Linked DNA regions of Homo sapiens: region 2 is linked to region 1. Evidence: chromatin contacts called from ENCODE Hi-C or POLR2A ChIA-PET data. All regions are on one chromosome and are shown on one strand. The core of a region is the stretch at or near the end of the contact, and the rest is flanking DNA. Distances in the headings are between cores, read along the strand shown.

Region 1 (2,750 bases), core at 127-2,626:
TAGCTTTCTGGTTTATTTAAAATTAATGCTCATGCATACATAAAGTCATTCAAGTTCATCGTTGTCCACTATTCAAATGACATAAATATTATTTGCCTCAAAAAGTTCAACTTGATACATTTATTGAGAAATTATGTGCAAAAATGATGCATAGGAATAAAAAGCTGAAAACGGTACAGATCCTTCCATGAAGAAACTTTTAAAAACTCTTGTCTCAGAATCACTGGCAAAAACATAATTTAATTAGAATACCAATGCTTAAAAAAACTGGCAGCAGCAGTTAGTATTTTGGGTGATATTCATATACCAAGCATCACGTGATATACTTTACATATATTATCGTTTGTGTTTATAGCAATGCAGCAAGACATAATGCATGATTTTCATTTTCTCTATTGAGAAAGCTAGGGCTCAATTACTCTTGCCCCAGATCACACAACTAGTGGGCAGCTGAGCCATGCAGGCTTCCAAACCAGGCTGCTTGGCCTTCAAGTAGAAACTTCTCTTCCATATCAGTTTAATTGCCTTAAAGCAGGGTTCCAACTTTGACATTAAAAAAAAAAAAAGGTATCAGGGAGTGCAAATTATATGAAAAACTTCATATGGCTGTGGGTGTGTGAACTTTCCTGAGAGGGGAAAATTTTAAGGGGTAAAAAATGAAAGGTGGTCAGACAAAATATCCATGTCACGCATCACACCTGCAGACATGATCATCTTCGTTTTAAACACCTTCTTCAGTGACATGCTTATGAAAGTGCTTTATAGAATGGAAAGTGCTATCAAAAGATTGGTTGTTATTAACAAAGCAACAAGTGGGTGGTTTATGATTAAGGTAAACCATGGTCCACATTAAGTTTTAGACAGAAAGAAATGGAAACAATCACTGAAGCCTTTACACAACGGGTGTTTTTTTATTCTGCAAACTACTACCTCTGGTTAACCGTAGGCTTACAGAGTATATCACCATCTTGATTTCGAGGACATGAAAACTAAAGTTCAGAAAGGTAACAGGACATGCTCAAGGGTGGTGATGCACAGCCCTGGGTTCCCTGAATTGGGTCCCCCTCCAGCAGACAGGTCAAGTGTGGGTCAAGGACGGAACCAATGGGCTGTGGAGTGGCCACAGATGTCGGTGCCCATGGTGGCTCCACTTAATCTCCGGGAGCTCCAGGTTTCAAACACCAGCAAACGGATGTTAATGTTACCTCCCGGCTGGCTGTGAGGGGCGGAATGATCTATCAGGTTAGAGGCTGTAGAATATTTATTATTGGTGCTACCGTGCTAAATAAATCGGAGACCCAGGTCATGACATGAGGCACTAATGAGGAAGTAAAACTTGAAGCATGGAAACTACTCAACCGCTGTTTTTCACTAAATCTCTCTCAATAACAATACTGCAAGTCACATTTTTATTATAAATAGTCACACGAAGGAGAAAAACAGTGTCATTACACAGGCTAACACTGACGAAAGCCATGTTTGGCAGTCACCTAATTCTAACCATATTTTCCAATATTAACTGCATTTTAATAAAACTGAGACACTACAGAATAACTATTTCTGAACCTGCTTCAACAAGTAAACAAGAAAATGTTTGAACAGAATAAAGACAACTAAATATGGAATGAATATAAACTTTCAGCAAGCACCCACCCGTTCTACAAACCCTCACAATGTTTGTGTTTTCCAACTTGTCTCAATTTCTTACAAAATCTCCATGAAGCCACTTAAGAGAGGGTGCACCTCAGCTAACAGGCCCTATGTTGAGGTCCAGATGTGAACACAGGGACAGGGACACAGCCCCATGCCCAGGACCAGTAGCCTCCTGTTATGTCCAGCCCTCCCAGTCCTCCATGTGCACACATCTGTCCCCTGCCCACTGCCATCCCCTCCTTCTCTAGGAGTGGTAAGGACTGAGGGCCAGTGTTTCTCAAAGAAGGCCCCAGACCAAAATTCCCACCTCTAGAAATGGTGGAGTCCTAAAATCTGCAGAGTGGATAAGTGCTTCTGGTAATACAACACTAAAGTTTTACAAACTACCAGAAAAAGGGATGGGGAAAAGGCAAAACAAACAAACAAAAAACTTTAGTGTTTCTCCGACCCCTGCCTTTATTTATTTATTTGTTTGTTTTGAGACAGAGTCTCACTCTGTCACCCAGGCTGGCGTGCACTGGCGTGATCTTGGCTCACTGCAGCCTGCCACCTCCACCTCCCAGGTTTAAGTGATTCTCCTGCCTCAGCCTCCCCAGTAACTGGGATTACAGGCGCGTGCCACCACACTCAGCTAATTTTTGTATTTTTAGTAGAGACAGGGTTTCACCATGGTGGTCAGGCTGGTCTCAAACTCCTGGCCTCAAGTGATCCGCTCACCTCAGCCTCCCAAAGTGCTAGGATTATAAGCGTGAGCCACCGCGTCCAGCCCCCCTGCCTTTATTTTGTAAAAAACATTAAACATCCTTTCTCTTTTTCAGGAACCTGACATGGAAGATTTCCTAGAGTTGGGATCCTTTGCTGTACAACACTGGTCAGGACTGGAGAGGCAGGGAGGTGTCAGGTGGACATCTGGAATTTCCTAATAGCGATCTCCTCTTACATCAAAGTAGTAGTTCCCCTCTGCCTGTAAGGCAGACTTCATTTCCAACATAAGGAACAGGAGACCTGGAGCTCTCCCACAGGACTGCTTGCTCGCACACTGTGTCTGCATTATCTGTCTCACTCCAAAATAGCGATGCAGGGACTGGTAGGGACAG
Region 2 (3,052 bases), core at 189-2,688, 510 kb after region 1:
CCGGCTAATTTTTGTATGTTTAGTAGAGATGGGGTTTCACCATGTTGGTTAGGCTAGTCTCAAACTCCTGACCTTGTGATCCACCCACCTCAGCCTCCCAAAGTGTTGGGATTACAGGTGTGAGCCACTGCACCCAGCCCCAAATTAATTTTAGTATGTAGTATGAAGTAAGTGTGGAAGTTCATTTTTTTATATATATATGGACGTCCAGTTGATCCAACACTTTTTGTGGAAACACTTTCCTTTCCCCACCGAGTTGCTTCATCACTTTGGTCAAAAATCAGTTAATTTGGTCAGGCACTGTGGCTCACGCCTGTAATCCCAGCACTTTGGGAGGCCAAGGCAGGTGGATCACTTGAGGTCAGGAGTTCAAGACCAGCTTGGCCAACATGGTGAAACCCTGTCTCTACTAAAATTACAAAAATGAGCCAGGTATGGTGTGTGCCTGTAGTCCCAGCTACTCGGGAGGCTGAGGCAGGGGAATCACTTGAACCCAAGAGGTTGCAGTGAGCCGAGATTGCACCATTGGACTCCAGCCTCGGCAAGAGAGCAAGAGACTCTCTCAAAAACAAACAAACAAACAAATTCAGTTAACTACATATGTGTGGGTCCGTTTTGTAATATACTGTGTGAACCAAAGAAAAACCCATTCATGGGCTGCCTGGTCTGGGCCCCGACTATTTTCTAACATTGACCTCCAGCACTCAGACCTCCTTGCTGGCCCCTGGCTAGGCACCTGCTGCCTCAGGCCTCAGCTCCAGCTCTGTCCTGGTCTAGAACTGTCTGCCCTGAGATCATCTCCTGTCAATGCCTCCTCCTCTGAGAGGGAGGCCCCTGCCATGGTGTTGCTCTGGTGATTTGGTTCCAGGAGAGCTTGATGAGATCAGCAGGCGCCGGATTGTACAGGGACTTGCAGGCGGAGACAAGAATTGAGGTTTTATTCTGTGTGAGATGAGAACAGGAATGGCATGATCTGACTTTGGCTTTGGAAACGTGGCCTGGGCTGCTGTGTCGAGGTGGACTGTAGGGGGAGTGCGGAGGCAGGGGTGGCCGCAGGAGGCTCCGGAAGCACGTGGCTCCTGCCGGCCACTCGCTCTGCCTGTAGTCTGTCATCAGAGCAATCCTTGGCCCTGAGAGCAGATGCTGCAATGAGAAGGAAGGTCAGCCCTGGCCAGCCTTGCTCTGGGATCCCAGGGCATGGGATTCAGGAAAAATAGGGGCTTCCCTCCTCCATGTTCACCATGCCACCCCGCCCTCGGTTCCCACACCCTCGTGGGGTGGCTCCAGGCTACTGTCCTGGCCCTTGACCTATTCACTGCCCTCAAGGCTTGGGCTGCATTTGTGGAGCAGAAGAAGGAGCCGGGGTGGAAGCCCTGAGGTTAAGTTCCAGTTCCTCTTCTTACCAGCTGGGTGACCTCCAGCGAGTCACTGGAGCCTGCAGAATCTCATTTGAGAAGTTGGATAAGATCTCTGCCCCCACCGCCCAGGCCCCAGGGGAGCTGTGCAGACTGACTCTCTTCTGAAGAGTCCCTTGGAAATGTTTTGGCGGTGGCAAGAGAAAGAGCTTTGCTTGTTCTTCAGAAAGACTTGCCGGAGTCAGACACTGAGGACTCCAGAGCATCTGGAGGAAGCCCAAGGGCCACCTCCCCTGAGAAGCCTTCCTTCGCCAGCCTGAATAAAATGGACCTCTATACACACACCTGTCTCAGTGGTGGCAGTGGCAGGCCATCTGGAGCGGCTGCTGCTGTCACACCAGCTGCAGCAGGGAGGCACGGCTGGGGCTGCATGTTCCATGGAACTGGCAGGAGCTGGGGACAGGCAGGAGCCTCTCCCATTCTGAGTCGGGGTGGCAGCTCCCTGCATGCCGCTGCAGCTGCCCAAGCCACGGCTGTGGACCCAGGCATCCCTGTGCTCTCGGAGCCTGGGAGCAGGTGGGAACCCCACCCTCCCAGGTGCAGCTGCAGCCGCCCAAACCACAGCTGCAGACCGGGGCCTCCCGCTCCACGGAGCAGGCTGGAGTCCTGCCCCACATCCCACATAGCTGCACCGGCCCTAACTGCCACTGCGGACCCAGGCATCTCTGCACTCTTGGGGGCCCTGGAAGGCCCCCCTGCCCTCACAGGCTTGGAAATGCCTGCTCCCACTGCCTGGCTTCTCCTTGCTGTCGGCACCTGCTCTGATCTTGGGGCAAAATTGGGGCCGAGCCTGGGTTTTGTCACAGCCCAGCCAGGTGTGCACACACTCAGGGCAGTGCTGACATGCCAGCCCCCTGCCGTCTCAGCCCTCTCCAGATTTTGGGCACTGATGAGCATAGGAATGAAGCTGAGGAGGAACTGAGGGCAGCTTGGCAGTGGCCTGCAGACGCCCCTTGGTACCTATAGCCTGGGCGCCATGAATGGCAGCAGGAGGCAGACAGGTTTCTGGGCAGAAGGGGGTGAGTCCCTGGTGAGGCCCACCTTCAGGCCAGGGAGGCCCTGAAGGCTGGGGGCCAGGCTGTCAGTGCCGTGGACTGGAGTGCGAACTTGTGTTGCCTTTTCTGGGCCTGCCCATGGCCGCCCATGGACCAGTCAGCATGAACTTCCCCCTCTCTGAGGCTGACAGAAGCCCCAGGCTCAGCCAGAGCTGAGCAGACGTCGGATGACCAGCTGTAGTGAGGAACTGCCCTCTCCAGGGCCTCCTCTGAGCTATTGTCACTCAATAAAGCTCCTCTTCGTCTTGCTCACCCTCTTGTTTCCGTACCTCATTCTTCCTGAGTGGAGGACAAGAACTTGGGACCCACTGAATAAGGCTAAAAGAGCTATAACACAAACAGTGCTGAGACATGCCCCTTGCTGGCCACGTTGCAGGGGAAGAGAAGGAAGGAAGAGCTGCAGCCCTTTGGGGAGCCCAGACCGGGGAGTCTCCCAAGCCAGGGCTGTGATGCCCTCTTTGGGTCCCTGTGGTTTCTGGCATCTCCAAGCTTCTGAGAGCCACTGTGTTCCCCAGTGCCAGCTGTGGAAGCTGCTTGCAGTGCGCCTGGTCCAGCTGTAGCCTCGCAGAGAGCTGGGGCCCA

What was found. Hi-C counts contacts between places; a loop is a spot of excess contacts on that map. ChIA-PET counts read pairs that join two places held with the same protein, here RNA polymerase II (POLR2A). Pooled maps may share reads with other maps.
Region 2: a pooled map shows a loop between it and region 1 (9-fold over the local background). The contact joins two enhancer-like sites. A Hi-C loop is called at or near these places in 5 of 37 single-sample maps with no recorded cell type and 5 of 50 pooled maps. POLR2A ChIA-PET finds 5 or more read pairs at or near these places in 1 of 52 experiments (PC-9).

What each region holds. Positions count from the first base shown.
Region 1 is chr22:45,774,322-45,777,071 of GRCh38, reverse strand. The region is part of intron 9 of ATXN10 (ataxin 10); the gene reads right to left. Among named protein-coding and RNA genes, the nearest start is that of MIR4762, 15 kb to the right of the region's middle. Within about 2 kb of position 1,376, at least 3 of the 41 ENCODE cell types and tissues checked have a DNase peak (open chromatin) inside an H3K27ac peak, as active enhancers do.
Region 2 is chr22:45,261,942-45,264,993 of GRCh38, reverse strand. No RefSeq gene overlaps it. Among named protein-coding and RNA genes, the nearest start is that of UPK3A, 21 kb to the left of the region's middle. RefSeq lists enhancers at 1,135-1,324, 749-1,584, 1,595-1,644. Within about 2 kb of position 1,438, at least 18 of the 41 ENCODE cell types and tissues checked have a DNase peak (open chromatin) inside an H3K27ac peak, as active enhancers do.